Linked DNA regions of Mus musculus: region 2 is linked to region 1. The links are chromatin loops, found by intact Hi-C in ENCODE. Cell type or tissue: heart. All regions are shown on one strand. Each heading gives the region's core, and the rest is flanking DNA. Links, peaks and the distances in the headings are about the cores only. Region 1 holds the start of Gnptab (N-acetylglucosamine-1-phosphate transferase, alpha and beta subunits). Region 2 overlaps Gnptab (N-acetylglucosamine-1-phosphate transferase, alpha and beta subunits).

Region 1 (8,329 bases), core at 292-8,291:
GAATCCCAGCACTCCAGAGGCAGAAGCAGGAGGATCTGAGTGCAAGGCCAGCCTGGTCTATATAGGAAGTTCAAGCCCAGCCTGGGCGACGTGGTAAGACCCTGTCTCAAACTCTTCAAGGCTGTAACAAATGCATTTCACGCCATGGTCAGTAAACAGCCCACTTAAAATGAACCAGGTTAAAACCATAAACCAACAACCCTAGCACTCAGAAGGGCTGATAACGGAAGACTGTGAACTTCAGGCTAGCCTGGGCAACTTAGTAAGGCTCTTTCTCAGAAATGAAAGCCATTCAAAAGCAGTCAGACACTAACTATGCGAAAACATATCAAGTTACAACACATGAAACGTAGACGGACCAGGAGGTGGTGGAAAACTAAAACACTCCACAATTGGAAGTGGGCGACAGTCTCATTCTCACCTGTAAAATTACTTTTTTCTAGTCCCTACAACCACTAAAAACACACTTAGAACCCGGCCATATCGCTCAGCCAATCACTAAGCAGACGCTTAGTATGCACACACTGGCACTGCCTGGCACTGGGCTTGGGCTAGGGTTACAGCATTTAAAGTGACACCAGTTTCTCCACCGAGCTTACAGTCCGGTGTAGGTGCTGAGCGCACACATACGTATTGTGCCGTTTTATAAGAGCATTCTGTTAATTATAAAACCCTTTTAACCTCTTACTAAAATATAAGCAAATAAATAAAACAGGGAGACCATTCCAAACTCTTTGAAAGCGCATGTTTTCTTCCTGTCTCCAGGGGCAGTGTTCTGTTGAATGGCACACTTGTGCCCATTCATTTCTGACCTGCTCATACCCCTTTGCACACTTAAGATGGCGAAGACTGTACTAGACTACCCAAGAATCAAATAACTGAAATTTAAACTGAAGAGTAATGGCAGTCCCCAGAACGTTCAAGGTATGTCTCCAAAGGAGCATAAAATTCATTTAACCTGGCTGCTCACACCTCCCAAACCGGTTGTCTGTGCTCTTTGAAGAGTTTACAGTCTAATCAAACTGCTTCACTGCACATCAATTAAACGCAGTTCTCAGTCCAAGAAGGACCAGCGACTTGATCTAAAAAGTATTAGCATAGCCCATGACGCAAGGGTGGGTCTGTGCTGGCTCTCAAGAGGTCCGGGGCTGGAGTCCAAGATCCGCAGGCAGTCCTAGTCACCTGACAAGGGCCCTACTCTGAGATAAGCACTTGGTGCTTCCCATCAGCGTGTGCATTCTCACTAGTAAGGCCTCCAACCCGCTGGCATGCAGCTGTACAAAACAGCAGAGCCATTATGAAAAAGGAAAAAAGTTAATTTAAAAAAATCTCCCTTTCACTCTGCAAAATTCACATGCAAAACGGCGCAAAATTCACATGCAAAACGGCGCAAAATTCACATGCAAAGCCGCGCATGCCTCTAAGACAAAGTCTGCGATCCAGAAGAAACAGAAGATAAGGTGTTTTGTCAACGGTGAAGGACTAGTAGGGTGGCACCGCAGGACTGGATCCTACGGAGAGCCAGGGAATGAAGGATCACTACAGAAAAATACAAACCCTAGGAGAGAGTTTCACCAGCGCAAGGCCTTAGAGCCAAAATCAAATGGCCAGAGGACTCTTGGGGACACCCTGCAGAAGGAAGGGGATCCATGCGCACGCTGAAGCACGCGAGGCCCGGACGTCCAGTCCAGCTGCTGCAGGCGAGCCGGGGAGAGGATGCACGCTCAGCGCCTGGGACTAGTGGGCCGTGTGCTGGTCCCCAGGCTGCAGGGAAGATGGGGAGGCAGAAGGGAGATTCGGGGTGCCGGCACCGCGGGGCTCAATCGGGGAATGCTGCGCACGCGGCTCCGGGGCTCGGGCTCCGCTACTCACCTCTCCGAACTGGAAAGCCGAGACGATGGTGACAACGACGCCCACGAAGCAGACGTAGAGCCCATACCTGTGGGATAGGCAGGTATAGGTCTGTCTCTGCAGGAGCTTAAGCAGCATCACCCCGGCCCCGCCACCCCACGCCAGGAGGAGCCCGCGCCGCGCCACCGCCTCAGCGAGCCGCCATTCAGGGGCCCCCGGACGCGCCGCCGCGCTTAGCTCACAGCCCCCGGCTGCCGCACATTGTCGCTCCGGCGACCGACGGCCCGCTGGGCTCCACGCCGCGGCCGCCGCTTCCGGGAGCCCGGAGCCCACGCCCTCGGCGCGGCGGAGGCGGACCCAGGGCCCGCAAGGCGCCCGGCGCCACCCGGGGTTGGCCTCGGAGAGGCGGCGGCGAGTCGCCAGCGCCACCTAGAGGGCGGAGGGGCAAGGGCAGGCGCGCGCCCTCCCATCTGCGCGTGCGCCGTGGGCCCTGCCCTTTGGGCCCTCTGCCTTCTGCACGGTGGGACCCACCCAACCAACAGGTAAGCGACCCGGGCTGTCCCCTGCAGTGTGCCAATGGGCAATCCTGATGAACCAAAAAAACACAGCTCCTGCCTCAAGTTTATCTTCGAAAGAAAATTTGAAAGATCGTGGCTAGGGAATGCATATTCGGCTTGTCCCAAATGACATAATCTACTCTAGACGTTCGTACACGAGGTTTAATTGGTTTTGGAAAAACAAAAGTCACTAATCGGGCATTTATCAAAAAAAATTTTTTGAGGTCACAGGTAGGCTGATTGTGGCAAAGCAGGGAAAACTAACGGATTTAGTTACTATCTGAAGCCTTAGCTTTTGATAGGTAATCAATCTGCTTATAAGTTTGTGTATGCAGGGGAACTCGCACGCGTGCGCGTGTGTGTGAGTGCGTGTGCGTGTGCGTGTGTGTGTGTGTGTGTGTGTGTGTGTGTGTGTGTGAGTGTATGGTGAGGGTCACTTGTTTCTGTCCTTCCATGCTGCGGGTTCAAGGAACTGAAGTCAGGCTTGGCATCACCTTAACCTGCTGAGCCATTTCAGAAACCCTTTCAAATACAACTGGGTAGTATAGCTATTGAATTGGCATTGTTAATTATAAAAAATTTTAAAAAGGAACTGGAGTGTTATAGAGAACTAACTAAGTTTTCGGGTCAAATTCACTTGGAGAATTGTTTGGGCCTACCTGGGTCTTTTTGTGTGGGGGTGGGGTGGGAGTGGGGAATTACCCTCATTACACGGCATACTCTCAAATGCAGTGTCTACCACAGTGCATACCTGTTGAGCACTTGGGACGTTGAGGCAAGAAGGTTATGAGTTCAAAGCCAACCTGGTCTTGGTAGTGAGACCTTGTCAATAAACAAAAGAAAATTAAAATGAAACCCCTCACTTTCCTACTTTGTTTCATTCGTCTAGTCCTCAACTTATCCTCTTTCTTCTGAAGCTTTCGTTGGTTTTGTTGGTTGGTTTGGGAATTATTAGGTTTTGTTTTGCTTGGTGGGGGGAGGGTGGGAAGGGGAGGGGACAGGAGTGGGGGAAGCTGGGACAGAACGGTGTGGAGGATTTTGAAACAGTGTCTCAAGAAGCCCCGGCTGGGTTCTAACTCCCAATGTAGCCAGGCAAGCCTTGAACTCTTCCCTCCCTCCCTTCCACCTGGGATTACAGGGCGGCACTACCCACCTCTTTTATCAGGCGTTCCAGTTGAATGCTTTGTGCCCTTTATCTTTGTAATCTCCATTAGTCTTATTCTTGGTTTGTCCTGATGTTCTTGACTGTGTTTCTCAAACTTGATACTTAGTTTATTCCCTCCTCCCCCCAGTATGTTTTCTAGTGCCAAGTTGACAGAACCCTGGGCCTGCTGCCTTTTTTCTTTTTTGGTTTTTTGAGACAGGATTTCTCTGTATAGCCCTGGAACTCACTCTGTAGACCAGGCTAGCCTCGAACTCAGAAATTCGCCTGCCTCTGCCTCCCAAGTGCTGGGATTAAAGGCATGTACCATCACGCCCGGCTGCTGCCTTGTTTCTTATAAACCTCAAAAGTTCAGATTTCCCACTAAGCACCGATTTTTATTGCCTCCCATTGAGATGCTTCTCACTGAGAGTGGAGGGAGGTGTTGAAGCTTCAGGTGTCAGGTTGGGGGCACCCTGTGTCTGTGTCTCCAACGGGAAGGATGGGGAAAGAGGTCAGCAAACCACGCCAAGATGGCAAGGACGTACTAAGACTGTTTTCTGGGGCTGGAGAGATGGCTCAGTGGTTAAGAGCACTGACCTCTCTACCAGAGGTTCTGAATTCAATTCCCAACAACCACATGGAAATTCACAACCATCTTTAATGGGATCTGATACACTCTTCTGGTGTGTGTCTGAAGACAGCTATAGTGTACTCATATAAATAAAATAAATAAATCAGAGAGAGAGAGAGAGAGAGAGAGAGAGAGAGAGATCTCCACGTAGATCACTGCGTCCATTTTCACATATTTGCACATGCGGCTGGAGAAATATGAAGCAAAAGCCACGCACTAGATTCCCAAGGAAGCAACAGCCTGTTCCTGCAATATGCCTCTACTGCCCCCTACTGGCCAATCTTAATATCACACCCACGGCAAAAGCGATGACTCTTAACACAGGGCTGGTTTTCAGAGGTACAAATTTGGAGCTGAACGTCATCAACCGACTCCTGGCACAACACTGAAGGCCGTTCTGTTCTATTCACTCAGAACTTGCTTCAACCAACAGTACCGCGTTTTCCCTCTACTCTCATGCCGTAATCAACACAAAAGCCTCGTGAGCTCAAAATAAGCATAGTAGCAGACCCCAAGCGTTCAGTGCCGAACACTGGGCCCTCTATTTAGATGCCAATCAAGGCCCCAGGTTTCTCAGCGCTAATGGACACAATACACACTGGAGTTCCTACAGTCCCTGCAACCCCTATCTCATCAGGCGCTTGAGTAACTTTCTTACATTGTTGCCTTGTTATAGCGAGTGTTACAAAGGCTACAAATTAGCCAAGTGTGCCTGATAGAGTTTGTCTACTAGACGTAGGCAATAGTCACCTGGGAAGAGACCATCAATTGAGAAAATGCTTCCATCGGATTGGCTTGTGTGCAAGGCGCTTTCTTGATAATAATGGGTGTGGGAGGGCCCCGAACGCTCTGGGCAGGATCATTCAGAGCAGATGGACCCATTCTGTAAAAGAAAGCAAGCAGGACAAGCCAGGCAACAAGCTGAACAAGCCAGGCAGCAAGGCAATAATTTGAGTTCCTCCAGGTTCCTAGCTTGAGTTCCGGCTGTGGCTACCATGGCTGACTGACTATAATCTGTAAGGTGAATAAGCCCATCCCCCACCCCCTACAATGCTTATCGTAGTGTTCATCATAACAACAGAGATGTAAGCTAAGGTACTGGGCAGGGTGGATTATGCCTGCACAGTCTCAGCGCTCAGGAGGCAGAGGCAGAGAGTCACAGATTTGAGGCTACCCTAGCTGGGTATCGAGACCTGGCATCTCAGAGAACGGTCTGTGGAAGAGAGTGTTTGCCAATCATGTGCAGGCTCTGAGTTTGATTCCCCCACCATCAGAAAGAAAAGAAGAATAAAAATGAAGAGTCGGAAAGGGGAAGGGATCTGTAGGTCTCGTGCCCTCTTAGGGTGCACCAACTCTTAGGAACCAGAATATGTCCCACTACCCAGAAACTCTCTGACTGATCCCTTTGGGATTTTGTAGAGACTTCATCACTCGGACATGATTCCTTCTAGACTGGGTGGGGAACCAATTTGTTCAGACGCCCCTTCCTCTCTAGGTAGCCTCTCTTCCTTCGGATAATGGGCAGTGCCACAGTGGATGAGGACAGTCTGTGATCTAGTGTTAGAAAGCATAGGTGAGAGAATTTATTTTTCATTTGTTGATTTATTGATTGGTTGGGGGAAAAAAAAAAAAAAAACAACTGTAGCCCAGGCTAGCACTTGTAGTCCAGGTTAGTTCCGAACTTATGTATAGCGATCCTTTTGCGTCAGCTTCTGGAACTTCGAAATCACACGTAAGTGATTCCACCCTTTCAGAGACATTTTCTTTAGGTCGGTGGTATTAATTGAACAAAATGCCCCTACAAGAACAATTCAAAGGAGGGAAAGTTTCTTTGCCCTCGGGATTTCAGAGACATTTCAGTCTGCCACGGTGCTCAGGAACGTGAGGCAGCAGCTTTCCCATGGTACCCAACCAGGAAGCAGAAAGCACACTGGAACCTTAGGGGGTGTGTGGTGGGGGAGCGAGGAGGGAGCACAACCTTCGAAGGCCCACCCCTAGTGGCCTACTTAGGCAGGCAGGCCTTAATTCCTATCACTCTTCAGCATTCGAAGCAGGCACCAGTTGGAAACAAGAGTTTTCCATACAAAAGCCAGCAGAGGGCATTTCGGATTCCTATGACTTTTGGATACCCACTTCCGCTATGCCCGCAGAGCTAGCCACTCTAACGTATTCACTCTTTAGTCCGGCACTCCAGAATTCTGGGTGAAGATTGCCAGTGTCCACTAATCTGCCCCAGCTCATCTCCCCCTTCTCCTTCCTCGGGATGTCATGGCTGTGTTTGCTCCACAGTGATCTGGCTACTTCAAAGGGCACCTCCATTTCCTAAGCGCCCAGCTCTTGTCTTCACGTAAATAGCCCTCAGATACTTCAGACTATATATTCTAAAACGAAACTCCCAACCCTGCCACATTTGTCTTCTCTAGCCTTATCAATGATTAAAATTCCCGAGCCTTTGAGGCAAGAAACGAGCTCTGGCACCTCAATTATTTTTCTTATCCCTCTCAAAAAAGTTGACACCAAATCCTTTTCCTCCACCTACAATCTAGAATCTTAACTTATATGTTTAGTGGTTCTTTTCTGTTTTTAAACAGGGTCTCATACAGTCCAGGCTGGCCGTGGACTAGCAGTGTAGCTAAAAGCTGATGCTGAATCCTGATTTTTCCTGCCTTTGTTCTCCAAGTGCTGGGACTCAGGCATCCTCCACATCAGGCTATTCACCTTTAACCCCCAATGCTATCTCCAGTGAGATAGTGCTGTCTCTGTCCTTTGTGAGTTGTTGTAGTTACCACCACAAAAATCAACGAATCAAATGATACCACCCTATGACCTAACTCTCCTTACTGTTTTTCTTGGTAATTATCCAACCTTCTTCTCTCTCAGCCTTGTGTGTTCCTTCCAGCCACCAAGCTTCTCCTAAACAAATAGGACTTGGAGTCATGTAGGACCTAGTAACTTCTCCTAGACAAATAAGGTTAATCTGAGCACCGAGGAATTGGGTGTTCCCTTTGTGTATCCTCAGTCACAAATTAAAAGAAATCCTCAATCAATGTGGGGTTTTTGTTGTTGTTGTTGTTTGAGACAAGCTTTCTCTGTGTAGCCCTGGCTGTCCTGGAACTCACTCTGTAGACCAGGCTGGCCTCCAACTCAGAAATCCACCTGCCTCTGCCTCCCAAGTGCTGGGATTAAAGGCGAGCGCCACCACGCCCAGCTAATCATTGTGTTTTTAAGTGAACTAATCTTACATTCTGGGTTATTGTGTACTCAGTAAAACATTAATCATAAAGTAAACTAAAGTACATCAGCTAAGAAATCTCTCCCTCCAAAAGTTGTTTGGAACATTTTGGATTCTTATTTGTGTATATGTCTTTTTGGCATATATGCACACAGGTGTGCAATACCCGTGGAGATCAGGAAAGGGCGAGCATTGATTGAATCAGCTGGAACTGGAGTTCTGGGCAGTTATAAGCTGCCTGATACAGGCACTGGCTGTTGAACTCTGGCCCTCTTCAGGAGCTCTTGCCTTCTGAGCCATTTCTCCAGCCCCTTCCCCCAAACTTGCTTTTGATTTTAGAAATGGTAGTCAATTGGTTGCTGCTGCCCTGATGTTCCTGTCATTTTCTTGGCCCTTTTCAACTTTTTTTTTTTTTTTTTTGGTTTTTCGAGACAGGGTTTCTCTGTATAGCCCTGGCTGTCCTGGAACTCACTCTGTAGACCAGGCTGGCCTTGAACTCAGAAATCTGCCTGCCTCTGCCTCCCAAGTGCTGGGATTAAAGGTGTGTGCCACCACGCCCGGTTTCCTCAACTTTTCAAGTTTCTTTTTAAGTGTGTGTGTGTGTGTGTGTGTGTGTGTGTGTGTACCCAAGCACACATGGAAAATTTGTGGGAATCAGTTTGCTCCATTTTCCATGTGGGTCTCTGGGGTCAAACAGGTCTCACTCGGGCTTGGTGGTGAACACTTTTACCCAGAAAGCCACCTCCCTGGCCTCTTTCCAAGTCCTGCTCAGTGTGTGCAGTATCTTGCTATCAAGAGATGAGACACCTAGCAGAGGCCTTTCCTTCCTCTCTATGAAGTCTGTACCACATAAAACCTCTCATGGCAGGACTGGACAGATAGCTCAGAGGTTAAGAGCACCGACTGCTCTCCCA
Region 2 (8,329 bases), core at 140-8,139, 50 kb before region 1:
CAATAGCCGTCTTTAATCCAGGAGCCCGGGCAGCCCTCTGCACAGTTTGGCACAGGCCATGTCAAATAAACCTGTGACAAAATCGAAGAGAAACTACAGTAAGTTCTGACACTTTTTATTCTTCGATTAAAATTTAACTGTAAAATAGCCTGAAGAAAATTTGGTTTCCCACAGACTGGCTGCTGATATTCGGCACTGCCTCAGGTTGGCCGGTGCCCACTGGAGCATTAGGCCAGCTGAGCTGGCTGCTGATGGTCACTCATGACACTTATGGTGATTCATGGGAACATCTGCTTCAGGAACAAGCACTCGGCCATGGATTAGTGTTAATAACATGCCCCGACTTTGACATAAAATACCCAATGCCAGACTTACATGTGAGTATAAAACCATGCCAAAGGAGGAAGGGACTCTGTCACAGTCACTCTTTAGCTGTGACACTTACTAGTAACCCCTGTGTGCATTTATAAATATCTGGACTCAAGGCTGAGGGAAAGAGAAGATGATTCTAGGAGCTGTTATCGCCATGCGGAGGCCATGTTTAGACAAATTACCAATTACTCTAACATTCAGGGCTCCCAACATGAGTTGTGTGGTGCATGGTCACTTTATAAATAAAATCCATGAATGATAAACACACACCCTCCTTTTTCTTTTTTTCTTTTTTTTGTTCCTTTGCACACTACACTTATTCAGAATTTACTAAAAATCTAAACTGAAACTAGAGCTTGCCAATAGCTAAAAGAGTCTGGATCTATAGAAATCTGGGTCTGGAGCATTGTTCCTGGGCTGGTCCCACAGGGGAAAAAAAATCCAGTTCAATGCAGACAGGAGGTCAACCCATACCACCTGATTTAAACCTCCAGCTCCTGCCCCACTCTCCCGGCTATCCCCAACACAGCCGTGCATGTGCGTGCATACCTTGTTTGTTTTGTTTTGTTTCTTAAGACAGATTTCTGTATGGCCCTGGCTATCCTGGAACTCACTCTTTTAGACCAAGCTGGCCTTGAACTCACAGATCTGCCAACCTGGGATTAAAGGTGCCAGCACTACCAGTCTCACTTCCCCACTTCTTTAAGCACATTTTAAGCTAATTTTTCATGTTGGGCATTTTGCTGGCACTCTAGCTGCAAGTTTGTTGCAAACTGATTTTGTTATAGTGGAAAATACAAAGGGTCAAGGAGAAAAAAAATGGAATTCTGGTTATCTGAGACTAATTCTGGTTATCTGAGACCGTGGGAAAGCAATCTCTAAATGTAGTCCTCTTACCGCCTAACTGCTGACTTGGAAGTCAAAAATGCCTGCTTGTTAATACGCAAATACAGAAATATGCACATGGATTTCCTCATCTGCTACTGATTTTCTAGCTAGGCGCCCACCTATCTCTTCTTACCTTTTGACCTTTGGAGTGGCTGTAAAAATCGTCCGGCCAGACGTCCTTACCGAACATGACATCGTCATTTAGATAAATAAACTTCTGGGACAGCCCTTCGATGCGGTGAATGTGACTTTCAATAGCAGGGGAACTGAAAGTAGGCAAGTGGCTCAGATTTTGGAAAATGTCCTTTTAACAGAAAACACACACAGAGGGCAAAGGTGAGCTGCTTTGATTTGGTTGGGCATTCAGAAAGAGGGAAAAGAGGACACTGTTAATTCAGAAAGGAGGTAGAAAGGGGGAGGGCCACGACATCGTGAGATCACTGTACCACACTGAAAGCACAGACAGGAAACCGCAGCCTCGCCGTACGTGCAAAGTCACCCACCTGGTGGGTCACTATGGTCACTCGAGGGTTGTCAAGGTTCAGCCAGGATGGAATCTGCCCGTTGGTGACAATGAAAATATTCCGTACCCATGGCGCGTGTCTCTCGATAGATCGCAGCGAGTACCTCAGCTCTTCATTATCCTCAAAGCGGCTGGCAGACACGTCCTCATCCTGCTTGGACTGGGACATGGGAGAGGCAGTGGACACAGAAAGACTGAAGCAGCTACTCTAAAGGCCAGCTCGTCTTCATCCTTTGCCTGCTCTGCTCTCAGGGGGCTAAGTTTTAGGTCGAGCTGACACAAGCTGGAGCCATCTTAGAGGAGGGGACCTCAACTGGGGAAATGCTTTCATAAGATCGGGCTGTGGGCAAAACTGTTGAAATTAATCAATCAATCAATTACTTAATTAATTAATTAACTTCTTCCTTTTTAAATTTTTTTCTGTGTAGCCCTGGAAAGCTATCCTAGAATTTGTTCTGTAGACCAGGCTGGTCTCGAACTCCAATATTTGCTTGCCTCTGCCTCTAGAATGCTGGGATTAAAGGCATGTGCTATCTAGCCTGTCCAAAGCTTTACTTTATTTTTGTTTACATTTGTGAGTGACTGTGAGTGTATGTGTATGCGGGTGCCCTCGAAGGCCAGAGAGCTGTCAGATCCCTCGAAACCAGAGTCATAGGAGGTTAGAAACCATCCGATGTGGGTGCTGAAGGCAAAACTTGGGACCTCTGGAAGAGCAGCAAATGCTCTTTACAGCTGAGCCATCCCTTCAGCCTTGTTCCTCCCAATGAGCAGGGATAGAGAATGGAGGTTTGGAAAAGTTCTAGTCAGGTCACCTCTCAGTTAAGCCCTCCTCTTCCTTGCAATAAATGGACTTGTAAAATCTTAGCAGTCTAATTCTTCAGCCGACCGCTCCCCGAGCTGCGCGATTCTGGCAATGGCAGACACTCTGAGTCCTTGACCTGGGCTGAAGCAGCCTGTGCGCCTCACCTGGCTGATGGCACTCAGGTCCCACAGCAGATACGCAGGGCTGATGGTCAGTTCCTTCCCATCGATGGTCATGTTCTTCTTGGTCTGCTTGTTCAGCTCTTGGAAACCCTTGGGATTATTCAATTTCAGAAGAGCGACACTGGCCTCCGAGTACAGCCGCAACTGAGAGGTGACACAGAGACACATGGCTTCAATGAATAAACGCAGATTTACACTTATTTATTTATTCATTCATTGATTTATTTACTTATTTATTTCTGAAACAGGATTAGGCTGACCTTAAATTCCTGGCAATCCTTCTGCCTCAGCCTCCCAATGCTGAGATCATACAGGTGTGAGTCATCACACCCAGTCTCTAAACTTTTAATCTTGACACATAAAGACAGTTTCACAGGCCCCAAGTGTTACCCAGTTGAATGCAACAGGAAGGGGTGGAGGCCAGTGTGAACAAGACAGCTCAGGCGTCACAGCCACACCGCAGTGCCCACAAGAGACGCTAGATCTCCTGAGAGAGTGATGCTTTTATGAAATCCGTCTAATTTTTCAGAGCTGGCTTAAACTAAGGAGAAACCACCCCACCGAAGACAGAAACTCCTCCTGCTGCACTGGCGCCTCTCTCTTCTTAATCTATTGGGCAGAAATTAACACATGATCCTAACTCACTTCTTAAGCAGTTCCTGGTGGCCCCCCGAGCCAGAAGAGCAGTAGGATTCCATGTGTGGCCTTCCCTCCTTTCGTCATGCATGGTGTCAACTGCTTTATGTGGTTTTGTTTTGTTTAGTTTGCTTTTTTGAGACAGGGTCTCGTCTCGCTCTGTAGCCCAGGCTGGTCTTGAACTGTGGAACTTAAGAGATCGGCCTGCCATCGCTGTTAACTCTTAACCCCCAACAGTGTGCACACGGTCTCCTGCCTGGGCTCCTGTACCTTGACTGTCCTGGCACACATCAGGACCTTGAGAAGTCAGCCACCACAGCTGTCGTCCCTGCCTCCGTACTGGGGAATGGGAGGCGGTGTGCTTAGGTGCATTCCCACCGCTCCTTGCAAGACTCTGTGCCCCTTCCTTCCAGTTCACGGGTCCCCCACCACACCTCTAAGATCCCCCTAGAGCGAGGAAAACCAATTTCTAGAGTAAATAAACAGTACTGTAATATTATAATTTAATGTCAAACTTAAATGGGAAAATACCTGCATCCTAATGTCACCTACCAAAATTGTTTTTACCTTGGAAGTAAATGTTAAGCCTCACAGAAATAGCACTAAGCTACACCTTATGCCCCCCTTTGCTTTTATTTTTGAGACAGGATCTCACTGGGGTGCCTGGAGAGGCCTTGAATTTGCAATCCTCCTACCCCCTGCCTTCTGAGGCAGATTACAAGTCTGTGTTACATTTTAACTTGGTAATTATAGCATTTTCGCTACAATTTTTATCATTGACTGGCCATGTAATGGGCACCAGACACTGCCTTGGGCAATCATTGTACCAGCGTTAAAGTATAAATTGAGATCTGTACTGCTCTGAGCCTTAATGGATCATCCATCCAGGCTCGTGCTGTCACAGCAGAGCTGGCCTGTGAGATGCAGGGATGGATGGATGGGTGATGGCCAAGCAGGTCAGAATATGATTGGTTAGTGCAAACAGCCCACCCCACTCCCCCTAGCTTTGTGTTCCCATTCTATGAAAAGGTTGTACAATCTCCCTTCATGGATCCTGAACTGGCTGCCTCCCTGAGCTCGCAGAAAATAACGTTTTCATTTTTAAGCTTCTGTCTCTGAAGTAAGTTTTCTTGGCTTCTACTACAAACCCAACATCCCCTTTATCCTGCAAGCCATCTTATCAGCCCACACTAGCAATTGCCTAGGACTGGCTTCTAACTACATCATCAAAAATCAGAAAGAGATCCTCTCATAGTAACCACACAATAGGTGAAAGATAAGAAGTAAGGAACTTTAAAAGAGTATTTCAAAACATGAGATTTTCTGCCTCTATAGGAGGCAGGGATAACAAGCATGAAGTAGTCTCTGCTGTCCACTAGGTGGCAGCCTAATCCTGCAACTTTCATTACTTGTACTAGATGTATCTTGCTGGAAAGGGATCTAAGAGGTACCTTGATCCTGGATATTTATTTTATTTTATTTTATTTTATTTTATTTTATTTTATTTTATTTTTGTAGCAAATGCCATGTTTCTGTGGTTTCTGATGAAAGATGGAATTCTTAGCTGACACTCCTGATTGTCTGGTCACCAGTTCTGCAGAACTGGAACTGCAGGCTTCTCCGTATGCTATCATCTGTTTTGGGCAGTGCTAGGGACTCAGCCTGGGACTCTGGTATGGCTATACTGGCATCCACCCTACTGAGGTATATTCCTAGCCTCAAACATGTCTGAAATACCCCTAAACATGCTTCTACCATTTGCACTATTTCTAGGAAGAGAGAGAGAGAGACAGAGAGAGAGACAGAGAGACAGAGAGAGAGAGAGAGACCGCAGCTGAAAACCACTGAAGGCTGGGCAATGTTGCACATGCCTTTAACTCCAGCACCAGGCAGGGGCAGACAGAGCTCTGTGTGTCTGAGGCCAGCTCAGTTTGATTCTCAGGATCCACACACATGGTGGACAGAACTGACTCCTGAAAGTTGTCACCTCCACACATGCTCATTGTAGCATTTACATGGACACACACACACACACACACTGTAAGTAACAAAAGTTTCCTTATAATTGATTATCTATATCCTATATCTTTACATCTAGAGTCACGTAAAAATTTCTCAGCCAAAGGGGTTGTGAGTGGGAAGGTTAAGGAGGTTCTGATACAGAGAACAGAAGCCCGGATACTGCTACACATCTTGTGAGCATAGGACACATAGTGAGGTAGGACTGCCAGTATAGAATCGAGCAAACCCAAAGAATGCCCGAAGATTTCCTGTAAGACATACATCCCAACAGCTCTTTAAAAGCTCCCAGAACTCAAAAGATAGAACCTGTTTTTAAATTTGGCTGATTTGGTTTTCATGTTATTAGGACATCTTCTTAGGAGGTCTACTTATGCCATAGGGTTGAGGACTAAAGACTCACATCTGAGAAAGAGAAGGCACAGGCGGTTTCTGTGACAACTCCCACCCCACCCCCACAAAAGCCTCCACCTCCCAAAAAGTAAGAGCCCAGACAGGAAGCCATTGAAGAGAGCCCTGGAACAACTGTGACAGGGGTGCTAAAGTGTAGCTCTACACGGTGATGGCTTCCGGCAGGTGTGAACGTCAGGAAAAACTGACCCCGCTCCAGGGAGTAAATGGGCAGCACAAATTGGACCTGGTTGCTTTTTTCTGGGGCGCGGAGCAGGAGTAGGGGAGGGAAAGAGGTCACAACAGTGGGGTGAGGCAGACCTGGGAGGACTGGGAAGTGAGTGTGATCTTGGGGGGCATTATGTGAAATTCCAAATAAACAATAAAAATATGTTGGAAAAAAAAAAAAAGAAGTCCTTAGGATTAAAAACCCTCCTGCTACTGCTAACAGAAAAACAAACTGGCAGTGTTTAGTGAGTTAATAAGTCAAGGGTGCAAGGTTTTAAGATGTCCTGAAGGCTGTCCCAAAGCTAAAGCTAGTTCCATATTGTTGCTTCATCTGCTGACTATTTGTTCGAGAATAAAACAGAAGAGAAGGACAAGCATTAAAAGCCAAGTGCACGAGATATTTTCATGGAAGTCGCTGAAGGTGTCTTAGAAATAATAGTACAGGGCTAAGCATCCTTCATCTAAAATGCTGTGGACTATATGGGTCCTAATGTTAAGAGTTGCTTGTTTGTTTTGTTCAGTTTGTTTTTTGAGTCAGAGTCTTATGGCCTGGAATTTGCTATGGAGGCCTCAAGATCCCCATGCCTCTGCCTCCTGAGTGCTGGGATTAAAGGCAGGCTCCACTATGACATTGTGTCTATTTTGTTTCAGGACTAAACACACCCTTCATCCCACCACTCAGGAGGTAGAAAGATCTTACAGTTGAGGCTTAGCCTGGTCTATAGAACAAGTCCTATGCTAGCTAGGGCTACATAGTGAGACCCTATCTCATAAAAAATAGGAGAGGAGAGGAGAGGAGAGGAGAGGAGAGGAGAGGAGAGGAGAGGAGAGGAGAGGAGAGGAGAGGAGGGGAGAGGAGAGGAATAAAATATTTACATATATGTATGATGAACTATTTGGGGGATGAAACTCAAGCCTAAATATGAAATACCGTATACATAGAGCTCAAAGATAATTTAACACGTTTTAAATAACTCTGTACATGAAACACAGTTTCATATGAGAATACACACCTCATTTGACACTTGTGGTGTCATGCTGGCACTTAGGGTGTATGGAGCAATAGACAGGATCTTCGGATTAGAGGTGTTAACTGGCAGCACAACTTTTGGTGACCTTAAACAGGTCCAGGACAGATTTTTTTTTTTCTTTCAAGACAGGGTTTCTCTGTGTAGCCCTGGCTGTCCTGGAACTCACTCTGTAGACCAGGCTGGCCTCGAACTCAGAAATCTATCTGCCTCTGCCTCCCAAGGGCTGGGATTAAAGGCGTGCACCAACACTGCCCGGCTCCGGAATAGAATTCTGAGGGTGGAATACAGGTGAGTCGTTAGGCAACAGTACCTGTCCTTCCTACCTGATCACTAGGCTACCTAGCCTCCAGTGAATTAGCATCGAGTCTGAAAACACCCCCACGTCACTGAACCACATAGACCTTCCCTATTCCCACATATGCGCCGGCTGTTTTTCTGTGTCACTGTGCCACAATCCCTGACGGAGACGTCTTCAGGGAGGAATGGTTTACTTTGGTTCACTATTTGGAGCTGTCAATCACGGTGCAGACAGACCGATGGCAGGAACAGGAGATTTACCTGTTCACACCTCAGCAGACTAGGAGGCAGAAACAGACCAGGAAACAGGCCTGGCCTATAAACTTAGGGTGGCCTATAAGTTCCCTGGTGATGCACTTCAGCCAGTTAGGACCCAAAGGGTTTGCAACCACTCAAAATAGTGCCACCATCTGGGACTCGGGTGTTCAAACACAGGCACCTCTGGGGTACATTTCTATCCAAATCATAAGAGGACAACTCTGTGGCCGTCTGTTCAGTTATTCACGCGCTCCCAAATACCTTGTGTGTAAGTCCTGTCCTTCCAAACAGGATATAAATACCCGAGGGCAGGGCGTGTATCCCCCACTTCTGCATACCTGCACAGCAACCACCATCACTCAATTACAATTAATGTGAGCATTTCCTTGTGAGCTCTGGGCTGATTTCCCGAACGCTCCTCACACGTAAGGAATAGAACACAATCAAAGCCAAAGAAAATGGAAAAGCCCCACCGTAAATGAAAAATGTCTAAAACCACAGAAGGATGTGAGGTGAAGTGAAAATAAAGATGATAGGTAATTTATCAAGAGAGCAAGCCTGTATTTGTCACATCTAAAAACTCTACTGCTAAATCCGTAGGGAATGGGATGATAAGAAGACCCACCTTCAGGATTCTCAGAACAGAAAACCTGACAGGGGGTTGTGTGATGTACAGGGCGAGAGCGGTCACAAGGCTTGTAGG

What was found. Peaks named below come from ENCODE experiments on the same cell type or tissue, not always from the same donor. Only the 100,000 strongest peaks of a DNase experiment are listed, where the experiment ranks them.
Region 2: a loop joins it to region 1, with 6 times the contacts of the local background. A loop is called at or near these places in 36 of 42 quality-filtered maps.

The regions. Positions count from the first base shown.
Region 1 is chr10:88,373,079-88,381,407 of GRCm38, reverse strand. Gnptab (N-acetylglucosamine-1-phosphate transferase, alpha and beta subunits) reads right to left here and starts at 2,140. Exons shown (of 21, transcript NM_001004164.3): 1 at 1,873-2,140. The coding sequence starts at 1,989. It overlaps Gm40733 (predicted gene, 40733), which reads left to right and starts at 2,344. Exons shown (of 5, transcript NR_168608.1): 1 at 2,344-2,393. In heart, for the core only: CTCF peaks have their summits at 748, 2,313 (motif pointing left) and 4,456 (motif pointing left); DNase peaks (open chromatin) are centred at 527, 1,157, 2,267 and 4,467; H3K4me3 peaks cover 2,794 bases; H3K27ac peaks cover 1,964 bases.
Region 2 is chr10:88,423,075-88,431,403 of GRCm38, reverse strand. Gnptab (N-acetylglucosamine-1-phosphate transferase, alpha and beta subunits) reads right to left here. Exons shown (of 21, transcript NM_001004164.3): 8 at 2,750-2,911; 9 at 1,764-1,943; 10 at 1,394-1,564; 11 at 1-71. Among named protein-coding and RNA genes, the nearest start is that of Sycp3, 32 kb to the left of the region's middle. In heart, for the core only: a CTCF peak has its summit at 4,775 (motif pointing right); no DNase peak of the experiment used is centred there.